2 separate regions of the Homo sapiens genome follow, and region 1 is linked to region 2. The links are chromatin loops, found by intact Hi-C in ENCODE. Cell type or tissue: natural killer cell. All regions are shown on one strand. Links, peaks and the distances in the headings refer to the core of each region. The heading gives the core; the rest is flanking DNA. Region 1 has its middle 10 kb from the start of IATPR. Region 2 overlaps ITGB1-DT (ITGB1 divergent transcript).

Region 1 (8,862 bases), core at 4,090-6,589, 75 kb before region 2:
GAGGCTGAGGCAGGAGAATCGCTTGAACCCAGGAAACGAAGGTTGCAGTGAGCCGAGATCACGCTACTGCACTCCAGCCTGGTGACAAAGCGAGACTCCGTCTCAAAAAAAAAAAAAGAAAGAAAGTATAATGATAAATGAAATGTGCTTGAATCATCCCAATACCATTTCCTGTCCCTCTCTGTGGAAAAATTGTCTTCCACAAAACTGGTCCCTGGTGCCCAAAAGTTTGGGGACTGCTGATCTAAAGCATTCTCTGAATTCACATCAACACTCACAAAACGCATTTGTGCTCATAGAAATGTTATATGGTTCATGAGAAGAAAAAGATAACAATCTTTTAACTCCAATTTAAAGGACTGTAATCAATTTTTTAAAGGTCTATGAAGGAAAAGCTATAGCCCCATTATAAATTCTGAAAAGAGCCAACTGGTCATGATCCGTTTTGCTACTGAGTAAAAGTATCAAGATTCAGGTAGTTAAGCAATAACAATGAAGAATGCCTACTCTGTGAAAAGGCACCGGGAGATACAGAGATATCCATGACGGCTCACATCCTCAAAGTATTTGTCATTTTAAAGGGCATTCAGGAACAGCAATAGCTATAACTAAAGGTATCTATTTCATAAATAGTGTTAGCTAACTATCGTCAATACGCCAGGGTGAGGAAGACTAATTCTTATTTATTTATAGAAAGATAGGATCTCGCTATGTTGCCCAGACTGGTCTTGAAAGCCTGGCCTCAAGCAATCCTCCTGCCTCGGCCTCCCAAAATGCTGAGAGTAAAGGAGTGAGCTGCCACATCTGGCCTGGGGAGATTAGTTTTGATTGGGTTGTGAGAAACCATGAGTGGCTTCACGGGCCTAAAGTCATGTTAGCCTAGGATGCTCTATGAATCCCCCAAGACCTGGCCTTGGAGGACAAGTAGGATTTCACCTAAATTCCACATGGGGTTTTCTTGCCATCATGAGATAAGAAGGTCACAGTCAAGTCTCAAGCATACACAGCATGTCAAACCATATGAAACAGCCATTTTTATAGGTAAAAGATGGTTGAATATTGAACAATTTCATAGAGTTCAATCTAATAATCCAGCTTTATCTGAATTTAGAATTCCTAATATGAGCTGGGGCTCCTATAACCTCCTGCAGAGGCTTGGCTTGTGGTCACCATAAGCATCTTCACATCAGCTGCTGAAGGAGCAACATTCCACAGAGCCCACTCTTTTCCCAGACCAAGTTTACATGGTTTGAAAACTAGACATTTTGCGCAATGCATTGGTGCTGTCTGCCTCCCTCCCGGGGCTCCCAGTCTGTGAACATTAAAAGAAAATCAATAGGATTAGGTCATGTTTTTGATGGCACGTGCACCTGACAGGCCTCGCATCTTAAATTCTCGCTAAAATAAAAGCTCTTAACCCTCTGCAGCTTCTGGGGGATCCACATTAACTTCTCATTCAACCTTTCCTGGAGTAGATTAATCACAAGAGCCGCACCATTATCCCAGCCCTACTTTGCTGAAACTCGCCCAGTGTTGGAAAACTCAGTTTGAACCCAGTCCTGCACCCCAAAGGAGAATCCTCTAAGGCTGGGCTGAGTCAGTCTTTTTGAAGTACACATGCTCTTTGGAGCTGACTGATTGCTGGCACTGTCAAGTGATGAGGATGTCATGATTCCCCGAAGCTGGGGTCATGAACCCAGAGCATATTTTAAAAATGAATTAGAAAACCATTTCAACATCCATGTGGACGTGAGGAGAAAAATTTGTTGATAAATAATTTAAGTGGTCACATGTTGGCCCTGCCCCAGGACTGTGGACACAACCACAGCATGAGGATGGGATTATTGTGCACAGTATATTAAAATTCACCCCACAGATGGCTTTCTATTTTTAAGGAAGAGCCTTATTCCAGAGTTAGAAAGAAGAATGCTTTGGAAACCCAAAGATCCCACAAGCATTTTCAGACGTTACTTCATTGACCTCTGCAGCCATTCAGGGGAATGGCTGTAGTTGGAGACGTTTGAATGCTCCGGCAGAGGGTGGAGGTGGCCGAGGCCTCACCCCTGCATTGGCAGATACATGCCTTGCAGAGGATGACACACACTCCATGACCACTTTAGAGAAAAGACTGCCTCAGCAGCTTGGCATGGGATCGCCAGCTTCTTTCCTTCTGTCCCCACACTGCCAAGTGTGGGCAGAAGAGAAAAAGAAAAATACTTACTAGAGCCGACTCAGCAATCAGAGAGTTTGGTGGTGTGGAAGTGCTGAGAAGTCCCTGGGACCCCATCAAAAAGAAAGCACCCTGGGTGGGCTGGCTAGAGCATTTGGAGGGAATTCCAAGCCCTCGGTCATCATTTCAACTAGATCAGCCCCAATCACATCTTCCTAAACTGTAATCCAACTTCCTCCCTCTCCTCAAGAGGAGAGAGCCCCAAGGGGGTGAAGGGACCTTTCTAAGGGCACAAAGTGAAACAGTAGAAAGCCAGATCTCTGGGTTCCAAAAACCTGGGGAGGGAAAATTGAGCTAGCAGGAGAAAGGAGAGAACCAGAGAAAAAAGAGAAGATGAAAGAAAAAAGTGCAGAAAGTGAAAATAAAGAGTTGCAAGTGTAGGATACTTTTGTGTCCCCACCCTCATGCACTTCCATGTGGCCTGACTGGCCACCAGGTGGGGACTTGCATCTTGGAAGGTGCCTTAAGGAGAGGCCTAAAATTTGGTCACTGCTCTTGTAGAAAGGGAAATCTCGGGAACTGAGGACCACACGTGCCCCAGGCACTGTGCACACGTGGTCTTTTTCAATGAAACTCAGGCCACGCGGTGGCTCACGCCTGTAATCCCAGCACTTTGGGAGGCCTAGGCAGGTGGATCACTTGAGGTCAGGAGTTCCAGACCGTCCTGGCTAACATGGTGAAACCCTGTGTCTACTAAAAATACAAAAAAATTAGCCGGGCGTGGTGGTGGGCACCTGTAGTCGCAGCTACCTGGGAGGCTGAGGTAGGAGAATGGCGTGAACCTGGGAGGCGGAGCTTGCAGTGAGCTCAGATCGCGCCACTGCACTCGAGCCTGGGCGACAGAGAGAGACTCCATCTCAAAAAAAAAAAAAATATATATATATATATATACAAAAATTAGCTGGGCTTGGTGGTACATGCCTGAATCCCAGCTACTTGGGAGGCTGAGGCACCAGAATCATTTGAACCTGGGAGGCGGAAGCTGCAGTGAACGGAGATCATGTGATTGCACTCCAGCCTGGGCAACAGCACGAGAATCTGTCAGAAGGAAGGGGAAGGAAGGGAAAGGAGAGGAAAGAAAGGGAAAGGGAGGAAAGGGAGGGGAAGAGGGTGGAGGGGAGAGGAGTGGGAAAGGAGGGGAGGGGAGGATGGGAGGGGAGGGGAGGGGAGAGGGAGGGGGGAAGGGAAGTGGGTGGGTGAGGAGAGGGAAGGGAAGAAGGGGGAAGGAAAGAAGGGGAAGGGGAGGGGAGGGGAGGGGGGAAGGGAGGGGAGGGGGCGGGGGGGAGGGGAGGGGCGGGGAGAGAACGCAAGGGAAGGGAAGGGAAGGGAAGGGAAGGGAAGGGAAGGGAAGGGAAGGGAAGGGAAGGGAATCAGTCCCTATTTTGTAAACAACTGAACTGCTGCTGCCATGTACTGGGTTTTTGAGGCAGAGACCCCCTCCCCTCCCAACGCTCATGCTCCCCTGCATTGTAAGCGCCCAGGATTCCTGCCCGCCAGTGCAGGGAGCACAGTGGAAGGGTTGTGGAGCAAAGCGGAGGATGTCTGCGTCCAGGTCCACGTGGTGTTATTATTTCTTTTTGTGATTCTAAACAAGAATCTTCCATTTAGCTTAAAACAACCAAATAAGGCAGCTGAGAGGAAGGTAACATTATCTTTTTCAGTATCTTAACCCTAAATGTCCATTTATTTCCCTGGAATAGAGTGTGGATTTTTGGATTTGTTTTTAGCAGGGAAGGGGAAAACATGGGGGTAATGTTGTTTTGTTTTCTTTCTCTCTCTCTCTCTTTTTTTTTTTTTCAGACGGAGTCTCACTCTTTCATCCAGGCTGGAGTGGTGCAGTGGCGTGATCTCAGCTCCACCTCCCAGGTTCAAGTGATCCTTCCACCTCGGCCTCCTGAGTAGCTGGATTTACAGGCACCATGTCCTGCTAATATTTTTTGTATTTTTAGCAGAGATGAGGTTTCACCATGTTGGTCAGGCTGGTCTCGAACTCCTTACCTCAAGTGATCTGCCCACCCCAGCCTCCCAAAGTGCTGGGATTACAGGCATGAGCCACCACACCTGGCCACGTTGTTTTGTTTTCAATTGAGCTGTGGATGGTAAAGATTTCCTGGACTTACTGAACTTGAGGGAATGCGCAGCACTGTCTAAAAGCCTGTGCCTGATTCAGAGGCACTAAAAGAGGCTGTGGGTGATGGGGTGGCATCAGCTAGTGGGGTGGGGTGGCAGAGGGCACGTGGCACCAGTCCCCAGCAGAACCTCCCATATCCTGCTGCTGCCCGCCTCCTCTGGGGCCACAGACGGTATTTCTCCTGCGGGTAGGTGAGTAAAATGTATGGTTTAGAAATGAGGATGAATAGCAAAGAGAAAGTCCTTGAGCATCTAGCTGAGGGTGGCTGCCAGGGGTGAGGGTGTGGGAGATGGGCATCATGGTTAAGAGGAACCCTGAAATAAAACATGCCGTCTTGCTTTGCTTGCTAATTATTTCTCCTCTGTGACTCCCAAACTAGTATGTTGTCCCTGAGGTCAAGAGTCATCCGACTGATGCTTGAGCCCAGGAGTTTGAGGCTGCAGTGAGCTATGATTGCACCACTACCACCACACTGCAGCCTGGATAACAGAGCTGAGACCTCATCTCTAATAAATAAGTAAATATTTTTTTAAAAAATTATTTTAAAGAGTCATCTGATTGACAGTCCTCTTTTCTGGAGCTGCAAAGGGCAGGCCCAGGCAGCCCATCTTCCCCCAGAGTGAGCATAAGTTTACAGAGATCTGGGTGTAGCTTAAGAGCCCAGAGAACAAGAGACAACTTGAAAGTCTTTAAGTCCCTGGCAGGCAGGAAATGTGAGCTTATCTTCTATTCCTCATGCGGCCTGGGCAGAACAGACACACACACAGGATGTGACCAACACAGATCTATGCACTCGTTTTTGGGAACGGCTGAGCAGAAGAGCCATGTTTCCCGGAAGCCTGCTTTCAGCCCAGAGAAAACTCCAGAAGGGTCAGCTACACCCTACTCTCCTCTGGCTTGAGAAGGACTGGCTGACCCACCTCTTGCCCCGACTATGAATTCTGAACCGACTTCCTAAGAATATCTCAGATCTCAAGAGAGAAGTAGGGCACGGGCGAAGTCGGAAGCATGACCACATTCTCCTTTCATAGAAATGAGCAGGAAATGGAGGCAGGGACACAGCTTTTGGAAATAGGTCAAGCAGAGGGAATGGCTTGGAAAATCACCTTCCATTTGCCTTCAGAGGCTATTAAACATGAAAGGAAATTCCCAAAGCAAGAAGTGAGATATCCGCGCCTGTCAATCTCAACAAATACCCTAGATACTCAGCACTCTGTAGTGATTCCAGGGGTGATGGGCCCTGGCCAAGGGCAGGGGAAGAGAGAAACCACCCCTCACAATTCCTCTGTTCGTAGCATTACAGGCTTAAGGTCTGATTTCATTGTTAAATCCACACTCACAAGGTGACACACTCTATTTGAGCATTATTATTCATATCATACAAGTAACTTAGTAGGCATTCCCTGAATCTTCCTGGTGCTTTAAAAACAATGCCCACTAGTTTACACACTTTCTAGGAATGTATAAAAGAAGACATGTCTGCTGATCAGCCGACCTCATGGCCTGTGGCGTTTAGCACGAAGCACCCCTCTCTGGCCCTGGAGAGGGCTTTCATTTTTGTGCCTCCCAAACTTGGCCATTCCTTTTTGGCATTGTCTTCTGCTCTGGTTACCGGGCAGTGTGACTATTAATCTTGAATGAAATGAAGTCTCCACCACTTCCATTTGAAAAAGAAATAGCTTTGCCTTTTCCATTTGATTCAACAGTATAAAATATTTATGATTCCTCTGGCACCTCCAACGCCCCCTCTCTCCCATCGATTCTCTCAGTCGGCACTAAGTGCTCACTTGGTGGCAAGTACTTCCTATCCATCAGGGACAGCCAGGGGATGACAACAGCCAGGAAGCCCAGCTGCTCCAGGACCGTCAGGTCACCAGAAAATCTTCTGCTGCTCCCTTGGGGAGCTCTTGTGAGTTTCCAAGCCCCCACAGCCACCCTGCAGAGGATTTTGCTGCTGTAGGCTCTGAGGTCCAGCTTTCCCACCTTACTTTCTTCCACTTGTGTGTTCCTTCTATAATCACACACAAGCACAACTGATACCTTTGGATCTTCTGTGACATGTAGGGCCAAGCCAGGGTAATTGGGAGCAGGGTTGGGCTGTAGGGGCTATAGCCGAACCCCAGAGGGCTCTGACCTCAAGGCTGCTTGATTAACCCACATGCAGCAGTTAGATTTCCCAGAGGGGAAAGCACCCAACTGGTGTTCCTGAGGCTAACGAGAGGTTTTCCTCTTGCCTCTCAAAAGTGACTCCTAGTCTGGCTGAGGTGGCTCATGCCTGTAATCTCAACGTTTTGGGAGGCCGAGGCAGGAGAATCACTTGAGACCAGGAGTTTAAGACCAGCCAGGGCAACAGAGCGAGATGCCATCTCTACAAAAAAACTTTTTAAATCAGCTGGACATGGTGGCAAACACCGATAGTCCCAGCTACTTGGGAGGCTGAGGCTGGAAAATCACTTGAGCCCAAGAGTTTGAGGCTGCAACGAGCTATGATTTCATTAGCTTACTCCAGTCTGTGCAACAGAGCAAAACCTCATCTCTTTAAAAAAAAAATGACTTTTGTTCACTCCTTGCTGGTCCCCATACGATATCCCTGACCTCCTGATAGCAGTAATTCCTCTAGACTCACTCCCTGTTGTAGAAGTAGAAAATAGTGATGGGAATAATGGAAAACAGAATGATCTCAATTGAACAAAAGAAAGATACAGAGCTCCGTACATCTCTAAAACCTTCCATTCCTCAGTTCCTGGCTGTATAATGAGGATAGGGATGATAGCCACCATCCTGAGTTATTAGGAAGGTTATATGTTACAAAGCCTAAAACAGTGCCTGGCACTTAGAAAGTGCTAGTGAAGTGCTAGTGAAGGCCGGGCGTGGGGCTCATGCACTTTGGGATGCCGAGGTGGGCCAAGGTGGTCAGGAATTCGAGACCAGCCTGACCAACATGGTGAAACCTCGTCTCTACTAAAGATACAAAAATTAGCTGGGCGTGGTGGCAGGCGCCTGTAATCCCAACTACTCAGGAGGCTGAGGCAGGAGAATTGCTTGAACCCAGGAGGTGGAGGTTGCAGTGAGCCAAGATCGGGCCACTGCACTCCAGCCTGGACGACAGAGGGAGACTCCATCTAAAAAAAAAAAAAATTGCTTAGTAAATATGAGCTAGCATTGTTGGTGTAATAGTTGTTAGTTTTATTTGGCCAGGCAATATCAGTTCCAGCCATCAGTAGCAGGGCTGGCTCTGGCCAGTGGCAGGAAAATGCAGTGAGCTGAAAGCCAGGAAACAAGGCAACTTCAATATGAAGGTAACTGCTGCCTCAGCCTGGAAGCTCCCTCTAGACTTCTTGCCATTAACCCAAAGACTAACCCTATGCTCCTAGACTTTGTATAATTCTCTACACACAGTAGGTGTTCAGTAAATGCTGAATGTATAGATTTATATCTCTCATTCCCTAAAACCTTATTTTCACATCTTCTCAGTGTCCTGAGTGTTCTTCATAAGAAAGACCTCTTTCTCTCTGCCCACAGAACCTGCCATCAAAACATAATTGTCAGGGCTGGGCATGCTGGCTCACGACTGTAATCCTAACACTTTGGGAGGCCGAGGTGGGTGGATCATTTAAGATCAGGAATTCAAGACCAGTCTGTGCAACATGGTAAAACTCCATCTTTACTAAGAATACAGAAATTAGCCAGACATGGTGGCAAGAACCTGTAGTCGCAGCTACTCAGGAGGCTGAGGCAGGAGAATCACTTGAACGCCAGAGGTGGAGGTTGCAGTGAGCTGAGATCACGCCACTGCACTCCAGCATGGGCGACAGAGCAAGACTTCATCTAAGAAAGAGAGAAAGAGAGAGAGAGAGAGAAAAGAAAGAAAAAGAAAGGAAATTAATTGTTAGGTATCCCAAATTCCCAGAGTCCTGCAATTTGCCAACTGTATAACTGTACAGTGTTTTAACATAAGAGTTTTGGAGTAAGATAGACTTGGGTTCAAATTCTGGCTCTGATCCATCCTTGCTGTGTACCTGGGGCAAGCTATTTAGCCTCCAGAAGTCTCAGTTTCCCTATGTATGAAACGAGGATAATAATAGTGACTGACTTGTAAAGTTGTAAGTCATAAAGTAGGGCTTTTAGAAGACATTGCAAGAAAAGAGATCAGCAAAGTGGGTGGCACACACTAATTAATTGCCCAATAAATGTTGATTATTATGGTCATTATTATTCATGAGTTAAGACACTAAAGCAGAGAACATTCGAGTTTTACTGAACCTTCTAGAGATAATCAAAATGGCAATTGGTGCTGAGCATTCTGTTCAGGCCACAGGGGGAGATATGGTTGGAGAAGTGATTTTCTGGGCACCTTCTCCAGTGCTCATGATGGGGTGCTACCTCCTCTAGCCCTGACCAAGAAAAGCAAAGGAAAGAAAACTTTGCTACTGGGCTGGAGGGTAGATCGAGCTCATTTGGCCCTTCATGGTGCCAAGGGAGGCAGGATGGGAGAGGCAGA
Region 2 (8,862 bases), core at 3,907-6,406:
ATTTTTGACCACAGACCAACTCAAATATCTTTCTTCTTAATCCTCTGAATAAATGATTCATGGAATGCATGCATTTTGAGGAATTGAATGCTTTTCAGTTGTTTTCCTGGAACTTTCCATTTCTGAACAGTAATAAATATACCCAGACATATAGCTGAGTGACTATCAGAATGTCCCATGTGTCTGTTACATTTGCTCCAGAAAAATTCATTAATAAATAAACATATTCCATAAACATGCCAGATAAAACAAAGGTAATGAGATTCACTTTTAACAAGTCAATATTGAGAATAACAAATGATGACTTTTTTAGGGGATTTTCCTGTAAGTTTCCTGAAAGCCCCATAAATCTTTTCCTTCACCTACTTCTATCCATGACTATTTTCTCCTGATTAAAAATTTACCATCCCACAATTAAAAATCCAATCAATTACACAATTACAAGAAAATGATAAGAATGTGGAAAATGGCAAAGAAACATGGGAGTGAGTCTTCTGATTGCTCAAATTCTCTTAATGCCCCAAATGAACCAAGGCTGCTACCCAATGTATTTTCTCAGGGGGATTGGAGTGTAGGTGGGATTGGCAGCCAGGGTCAAGTGTGATTTGAATATTATCATTATTATTATTATTATTATTGAGACAGTCTCACTCTGTCACCCAGGCTGGAGTGCAGTGACATGATCATAGCTCACTGTAGCCTTGAACTCTTGGGCTCAAAGGATGCTCCTGTCTCAGCCTCCCCAGTAACTAGGACTACAAGCACATACCACAATGCCAGCTATCTTTTTATTTTTAATTTTTGTAGAGACAGTGTCTCACTATGTTGCCCAGGCTGATCTCAAACTCCTGACCTCAAGCAATCCTCCCACCTCAGCCTCCCAAAGCACTAAGATTATAGATGTCAGCCCCTGCACATGGCCCAATTTGAAGAATATTAAAAGTGTATTGTGCTGAAATGGCTTTCCCCACTGTCACTGGGTTCTGTGACTTCCATTCTGATGGTGTCCTGCACATAGTAAGGACTCGAATGAATGAGTTAAGTCTTGATTGGCCAAGGTACAGGGTCACATTTGTTTTGTACGATAAGGTTTGCAAAAGTCCAAGGTAGAGAAGAGTATCCCACTAGGCTTTCTCAGCTTAACGAAAATACTCCCTAAGCTTAAAATGGTATTATGGAAAGGAGATTTGGAATCTTATAGACCTGGTTGAAGCCTAGCCCCACACTTGCAAACCAGTTTCATGATCTTGAACAAGATCTTAATATCCCTGAGTCTCAGTTTTACATTCATCTTCAAGTAGCTGTAATAAGGTCTAATTCACAGAATGGTTAGGGGTAGAATAAAATAACCTATCTAAATTACCTAGAGCAGCAATGAAGATAGCAGATAATCAGTAAATATTTAGGTTTTTCTCCCAACCCATCTCTACCCACCAATCCTTCGGCTTTAATTACTTTTATTTTAATTCAGCTTTTCCATGTAACCAAAGCAGGAAAAAATGTCTAACAAACTATTCAAAATATTTTTTCTCATTATTAAGTACATTACATAGTGATTTATCAATCAAAGTTGTATTATTATTTGTTTTTGGAACTTAATGGTTAGAATCTGAAAAAAAGAAGAACCATTCTGAGCCCACAAAGTTTTTCTCTATAAAGAGTTTGAAGGTCTGCATTCACTATTTTTGCAGACTGAACTTTGTTTTAAGGAAATCCTTTGCTTGTATGGATTTGAAAGAAAACACTGCAAGATTGTCCCTGCTGCTTTGGAGTGACCATTGACCTGAATGCAATATTTCACATTGAGGAGAAATTTGGTTGAAGAATTAGAACATTGCTAGACTTAATTGAGCTAAAGCCATTTAAGAATCTCTTGCCAAAAAAAGAATGTCTTGCCTTTTGATGGTGGTGGGGGTGATAGTCTCTGGGGAGAGTAATGGAGTGTTCTTAGCTCTGTGTGACTCTAGAGGGCCTTCTGCACACTGATGCTTGTGCTCTGGAAACTGTTGGTGGAAAATCTGGATTGGAGAGATGGCAGGAGAAAGGACCTGTGTTTCTTTCTAGAAGATTCTTCACACCAGAGCAGAGATGGTGGAAAATACTGGCTTGAGCTTGGCACAGACCAACACAGACTAGTGTATCAATTCTCCTAAGTGATGTTATCAATGAATAAACGACTCAGAACATACTGATATCAGACCATTATGTTCCAAAGATATTATCCTGCTGGAGACACAGAGCAAGGTCATTACCCTGTGTGTAGGAGTGGGTTCCTCCGGAGGGAAGTAGATACTTCCATTGTTAATTCTTGAAGGAAATGGTAGATTATGGAACAGGAACCCAGGGCAATTGGGTGTGGGACTTATGCTGAGCTTCCGGCAAAATGTTTCTTCTCTTTCTGCGGCTCATGACATCCTGGCATCAACTGTCCTGTGAGCCATCCATGGAAGAAGGTCTCTTCTGAAGCCACAATGGAGGTAGCTTAGGTAGATGCAGTGAAGAATCGCTGTGCCCAGGGCAGCCGTCAGTAGTAACAGAGCTGATGGGACAATGGCTCAGAGAGGAGGCAGTGCTACAAACACAAGGACCTAGTGGAGAGCACACCACAGACATGTCGCACTAGGGGGCTGCCTTGGGAGAGGCAACTGTTCTTCCTGGTAAGGGGAGGTTCAAGCCAATGTCAGATAATAAAGGAAATCTAATCACATCGTATATTCATAGGCTTCTTAGGTTTTAATATTTTGTTTACAGATGAATCATTTCCCTAAGCCTGCTCGTCTCAATTGACCTGGTTAAAATTGTTTCCAAACCCAGCAATTCTAAAGAGCAGAACTTGATCAGAATGGAAACTTTCTGGACTTGCTCACTAAAACTAAGACCCTCATCTCAGCCCACCCAGTGAGCATACCTGGAGTTTTTGTTATTTCTTTCAAAAGACTCCCCCAGCCACCCCATCCTGCCTTTTAACAGAAAGGAAAAAAAATGTGTGTTGATTCAGCCCCGCCATACTGGTATTTATGCACCAGAGACAAATTATGTCTTCATTATAAATTCAGTTCTGAATTATGCTTCACTAGCAAAACGCTCTGTATTATATTCATAGAAGAAGACTGTGTGATCTCCCAACCTCAGCTCAGATGGAAAGAACACTTCTGTGCGGCTGCTCACCCTAACCTGATCACATTTCCAGACGCCACCCCAGCAAATTAAGCGGATGCTAAAATCACTTAGAAGCGTGTCTAATGCACAGGATAAACATGAGCTACTGGAAAGAGGTATAGGATCAGTAACACAAAAGAAAAAAGGAAAGAAAGCATAGCCCATTTGGAACAGAGGGAAGAAATCACATACCACTTGACAAGGAAAATTGCTGCATTTCACCAAGGCAGGTGCACCAGGCATGTTTGTATATTAAATCATTACCAGGAATTAAAGAGCCCATGTAAGAAGGCAATGTTACAAATCGATTCACACTCTATTTATAATTCTTTAACAATGTTTGAGTTCTGCAGTCAGAAAAATAGATCATGGGAATGGTTTGCTGAAAAAAATTAAACACACAGTATTTATTTCTCTCTGCTGAATGAAGTGCTGTAACCACCATTTATATTTTTTCCAATGCCATAAAAATGTCTTTATTGTTATGCACAACACTATATAAAACATGGTGCAAAGAGGATTCTTGCTTACTCAGGCTTGAGAGTAGAGGAAACAGCCAAAGGAATGGAAATCAGGGCTCCTAGAAACCACATTCTCAGGCCCCATCCAAGAGTCTGAGAGGGAAGACCAAGGTAGTCAGCCTAACAGCCTTCAACCTCACCCTGAAACTGGGAGCAGTTTCCCTTGAAACTGGGAAAGAGAGAAATGTTTCAGTTGTCCTTAGAGTTCGTTTCCGGAGAGCCAGGCCTGAGTCTTGCAAATGGAAGTGAGAAGGAAAGTGACAGAAATCAAAATATCTCACCACAAAATCGGTTCCCTGGCATCATGAGTATTTTATACTAAAAATCCATAGAGACCGTCAAGTGCTGGAAGAGACTTTTGCCTTATCTACATAAAGATGGGATTGGCTGGGTGCGCTAGCTCATGCCTGTAATTACACACTTTGGGAAGACAAGGCAAGAAGATCACTTGAACCCAGAGGTTCAAGACCAGCCTGGGCAACATGACAGGGAAAAGAAAGAGAGAGATAGGACTGACCCACCAACGAGAACAATTGTTCTTGTTCTCCTTCTTGTTAATGCATTATCCATTACAGGAAAGAAGACCATTTTTCAAGACAATGACTGTCTCAAATGATCATTTAAATTCCAAAAAGAACATTTGCAAGTTAATATCTGTTTCTCCCCACTTCCAATAGCCAAAGCAATCTTAGGCAAAAAGAACAAAGCCAGAGGAATAAGGATATAGTAACCAAAACAGCATGGTACTGATATGAAAGTAAGACACCTAGACCAATGAAACACAATAAAGAACCCAGAATTAGAGCCAAATACCTGGAAGCCACCAATCTTCAACAAAGCAGATGAAAACATACACTGGGGAAAGGACACCCTATACAATAAATGGTGCTGGGAAAATTGGATAACCACAGGTAGAACAATGAAACTGGATCTCTATCGCTCACCATATATAAAAATTAACTTGAGATGAATTAAAGACTTTAAGACCTGAAACCACAAAAATCCTAGAAGATAAAGTAGGGAAAACTCTTCTGGACATCGTCCTAAGCTAAAAATGTATGACCAAGATCCCGAAAGCAAATGCAACAAAAAGAAAATTAGTGGGACCTAATTAAATTAAGCTTCTGCACAGCAAAAGAAATAATCAGCAGAGTAAATAGACATCCCACAGAATGGGAGAAAATATTTACAAACTATACACGCAACAAAGGACTAATATTCAGAATCTACAAGCAACTCAAACAAATCAGCAAGATAAAAAAAATCCTATTAAAAAGTTGTCAAATGACATGAACAGACATTTCCCAAAAGACACACAAATGGCCAAAAAACATGAAAAGGTGTTCAACATCACTAATCATCAGGGAAATGCAAATTAAAGCCACAATGAGATACCACCTTAACCCAGCCAGAATGGCCATTATCAAAAAGTCAAAAAACAATAGATGTTGGTGCAGATGCAGGGAAAAGGAAACACTTAGACACTGTTGGGGTTGCTACAACTGTGTCCGGAATTGGTGGGTTCTTGGTCTCACTGACTTCAAGAATGAAGCTGCGGACTCTCGCGGTGAGTGTTACAGTTCTTAAGGTGGCGCGCCTGGAGTCTGTCTCTTCTGATGTTCAGATGTGTTTGGAGTTTTTCTTCTGGTGGGTTCGTGGTCTCGCTGGCTCAGGAGTGAAGCCGCGGACCTTCGCAGTGAGCGTTACAGCTCTTAAGGTAGCGCGTCTGGAGTTGTTCTTTCCTCCCTGTGGGCTCGTGGTCTCGCTGAGCTCAGGAGTGAAGCTGCAGATCTTCGCGGTGAGTGTTACAGCTCTTAAGGTGGTGCGTCTGGAGTTGCTCGTTTCTCCTGGTGGGCTCGTGGTCTCGCTGGCTTCAGGAGTGAAGCTGCAGACTTTCGTGGTGAGTGTTACAGCTCATAAAAGCAGCGTGGACCCAAAGATTGAGTAGTAGCAAGATTTATTGCAAAAAGCGAAACAACAAAGCTCCCACAGTGTGGAAGGGGACCCGAGCGAGTTGCCAATGCTGGCTCCCGCAGCCTGCTTTTATTTTATCTGGCCCCACCCACATCCTGCTGATTGGTAGAGCCCAGTGGCCTGTTTTGTCCGGGCGCTGATTGGTGCGTTTACAATCCCTGAGCTAGATACAAAGGTTCTCCACGTCCCTATCGGATTAGTTAGATACAGAGTTTCCACACACAGGTTTTCCAAGGCCCCACCAGAGCAGCTAGATACAGAGTGTTGATTGGTGCACTAACAAACCTTGAGCTAAACACAGGGTGCTGATTGGTGTGTTTACAAACCTTGAGCTACATACAGAGTGCCGACTGGTGTATTTACAATCCTTGAGCTAGACATAAAGGTTCTCCACGTCCTCACCAGAGCAGCTAGATACAGAGTGTCAATTGGTGCACTCACAAACCTTGAGCTAAACACAGGGTGCTGATTGGTGTATTTACAATCCCTGAGCTAGATATAACGACTCTCCACGTCCCCACCAGACTCAGGAGCCCAGCTGGCTTCACCTAGCGGATCCCGCACCGGGGCTGCAGGTGGAGCTGCCTGCCAGTCCTGCGCCCTGTGCTCGCATTCCTCAGCCCTTGGGTGGTCGATGGGACTGGGCGCCCTGGAGCAGGTGGTGGCGCTCGTCGGGGAGGCTCGGGCCGCACAGGAGCCCACGGAGGGGGTGGGAGGCTCAGGCATGGTGGGCTGCAGGTCCCGAGCCCTGCCCCGCGGGAAGGCAGCCAAGGCCCGGCGAGAAATCGAGCGCAGCGCCGGTGGGCCGGCACTGCTGGGGGACCCAGTACACCCTCCGCAGCCACTGGCCCGGGTGCTAAGTCCCCCATTGCCCGGGGCCAGCAGGGCTGGCTGGCTGCTCCGAGTGCGGGGCCCACCAAGCCCACGCCCACCCGGAACTCCAGCTGGCCCGCAAGTGCCGCACACAGCTCCGGTTCCCGCTCTTGTCTCTCCCGCCACACCTCCCTGCAAGCTGAGGGAGTGGGCTCCGGCCTTGGCCAGCCCAGAAAGGGGCTCCCACAGTGCAGTGGGGGACTGAAGGGCTCCTCAAATGCCACCAAAATGGGAGCCCAGGCAGGGGAGGTGCTGAGAGCAAGCGAGGGCTCTGAGGACTGCCAGCACGCTGTCACCTCTCACAACCTTTATGGAAAACAGTTTGGAAATTTCTCAAAGAACTCAAAATAGATCTACCATTCGATCCAGCAATCCACTACTGGGTATCTACCCAAAAGAAAATTAGTCATGATACAAGAAAGACACCTGAATGCATGTTCATCACAGCACAATTCACAATTGCAAAGATATGGAGTCAACCTAAGTGCCCGTCAACTGATAAGTGGATAAAGAGTATGTGTGAGAGACAGAGAGAGAGAGAGAGATTTATATATATATATACACACACACACATATATCACATACACAGATTGTGATATACATATATCACAATCTCTCCATATATATATATACACACACATATATCACATACACAGATTGTGATATACATATATCACAATCTCTCCATATACACACACACACACACACACACACACACACAGACACACACCATGGAACAGTACTCAGCCATAAAAAAAATAAATAATGCTTTTTGCAGCAACTTAAATGGAACCAGAGGCCACTATCCTAAGTGAAGTAACTCAGGAATGGAAAACCAAATACTGCATATTCTCACTTTAAGAGGGAGCTAAACTATGGGTACACAAATGACACAGGAGGCGGGGCAGAGAAGTGCTGGGAGAAGAAGGGTGGGGTCCCTGATGAGGGCTCCACCCCTAGGCCTGTGCGCACACACCTAGGTGAGGACAGGCATTTCTGTTTTCATGCCAAAATGTTGCATTTCCCAAGACCACCCTGGCCCGCCACACCTCCATCCTGTGCCTATAAAAACCCCAAGTCCCTGTTGGGAAGAATACACAAGCAGCCGGACATCGAGAGGAACACAGTGGCAGAACAGCACACCGACAGGTACCAGCAGACTCCAGCAGGCCATGGACTGGCAGAACGACACACAGGAATGGCTCACAAAAGGATGGAGGTGCCATTCCTGTGTGTCTGCAAACCCCTCCCCACCACTCAGAAAACTGGAAGCTGAACTACTGGCTCTGGCTCTCATCACCTTTGGAGGACCCCACAGAAATTCCTGTTCTTTAGCAAAGGGTTCACCTGAGACAGATGTCTCTATAATGTCACAGACAAAACATCTTCATTTTCTTCCCACAGCTTTGGGAGACTTGTTAGAGCTCTATATACCATGAGGCTAGAGCTAAGTTTTCTCACCACTTATGGAGAGAGTGAAAGAATCTCTGCAGTGGTAAGTCATCCCCACCTTGAGGAAAGGCATGGATACTGAAGGAAACCAAAATACTTCACTCCAAAGCCTACTTCTTTGACATATTTCAAGATGGCAATTCAGAAGGGCTGGAAATAGAAGAGTAGCTAAGAAGCTGTCTTTTGCGGGGAGCTTTGCCTCTATAGAGAAAATCTGATTCATGCAGCCATGCATTCTCTGAGGCCCACCCTTGTCCGGATCTAGGAAAGATGAACTGAGAGTCTGACATCTCTAAAGATCTAAAAGAAACATATACCATTTCTTCTCTCTGAGGGCTGCTACCCCTTGAGGTTTCATCTACATAACAAGGCCACCTTTGCTAGCCATCCACCCTCTTCTCTCCCTTCCATAACTTGTCTTGCCACCGTCACATGATTTACGACCATAACCTGTTTGTGGCCATGCTCTGAGCCCACATTCTTTGCGTAACCTCATAGCTAATGCATGCGGGGCTTAGTACCCAGGTGATGGGTTGATAGGTGCCACAAACCACCATGGCACACGTTTACATATGGAACAAACCTGCATTCCTGCACATGTATCCCAGAACTTAAAATTAAATTAAATTTAAAAAAAGAGGGAGAAAAGCTTCTGAGCCTCACTGAGGGGATGGGGTCATCTGTGTTGTCCCCCATGCATATTATTAATAATAAATTTGCACGCCTTCTTTCTTATTAACCTGCCTTTTGTCAGTTGGTTTTTCAGTAAAACTTCCAGAAGGCAAAGAGAAAATTTTCCCTTGGCCTCTATAACACCAGCTAACCAGAAGTAGGCTTTGGGGAAAGCGTGTGCTTTGAGTCACCCAGAACCATCAGTGACACT

What was found. Peaks named below come from ENCODE experiments on the same cell type or tissue, not always from the same donor. Only the 100,000 strongest peaks of a DNase experiment are listed, where the experiment ranks them.
Region 1: it touches region 2 in a loop (3-fold over the local background); 1 of 110 quality-filtered maps calls a loop at or near these places.

What each region holds. Positions count from the first base shown.
Region 1 is chr10:33,122,610-33,131,471 of GRCh38, reverse strand. No RefSeq gene overlaps it. Among named protein-coding and RNA genes, the nearest start is that of IATPR, 10 kb to the right of the region's middle. In natural killer cell, for the core only: no CTCF peak of the experiment used is centred there; DNase peaks (open chromatin) are centred at 4,501 and 5,101; H3K27ac peaks cover 1,490 bases.
Region 2 is chr10:33,047,010-33,055,871 of GRCh38, reverse strand. The region is part of intron 2 of ITGB1-DT (ITGB1 divergent transcript); the gene reads right to left. Among named protein-coding and RNA genes, the nearest start is that of IATPR, 65 kb to the left of the region's middle. RefSeq lists an enhancer at 6,027-6,527. In natural killer cell, for the core only: no CTCF peak of the experiment used is centred there; a DNase peak (open chromatin) is centred at 5,361; H3K4me3 peaks cover 640 bases; H3K27ac peaks cover 332 bases.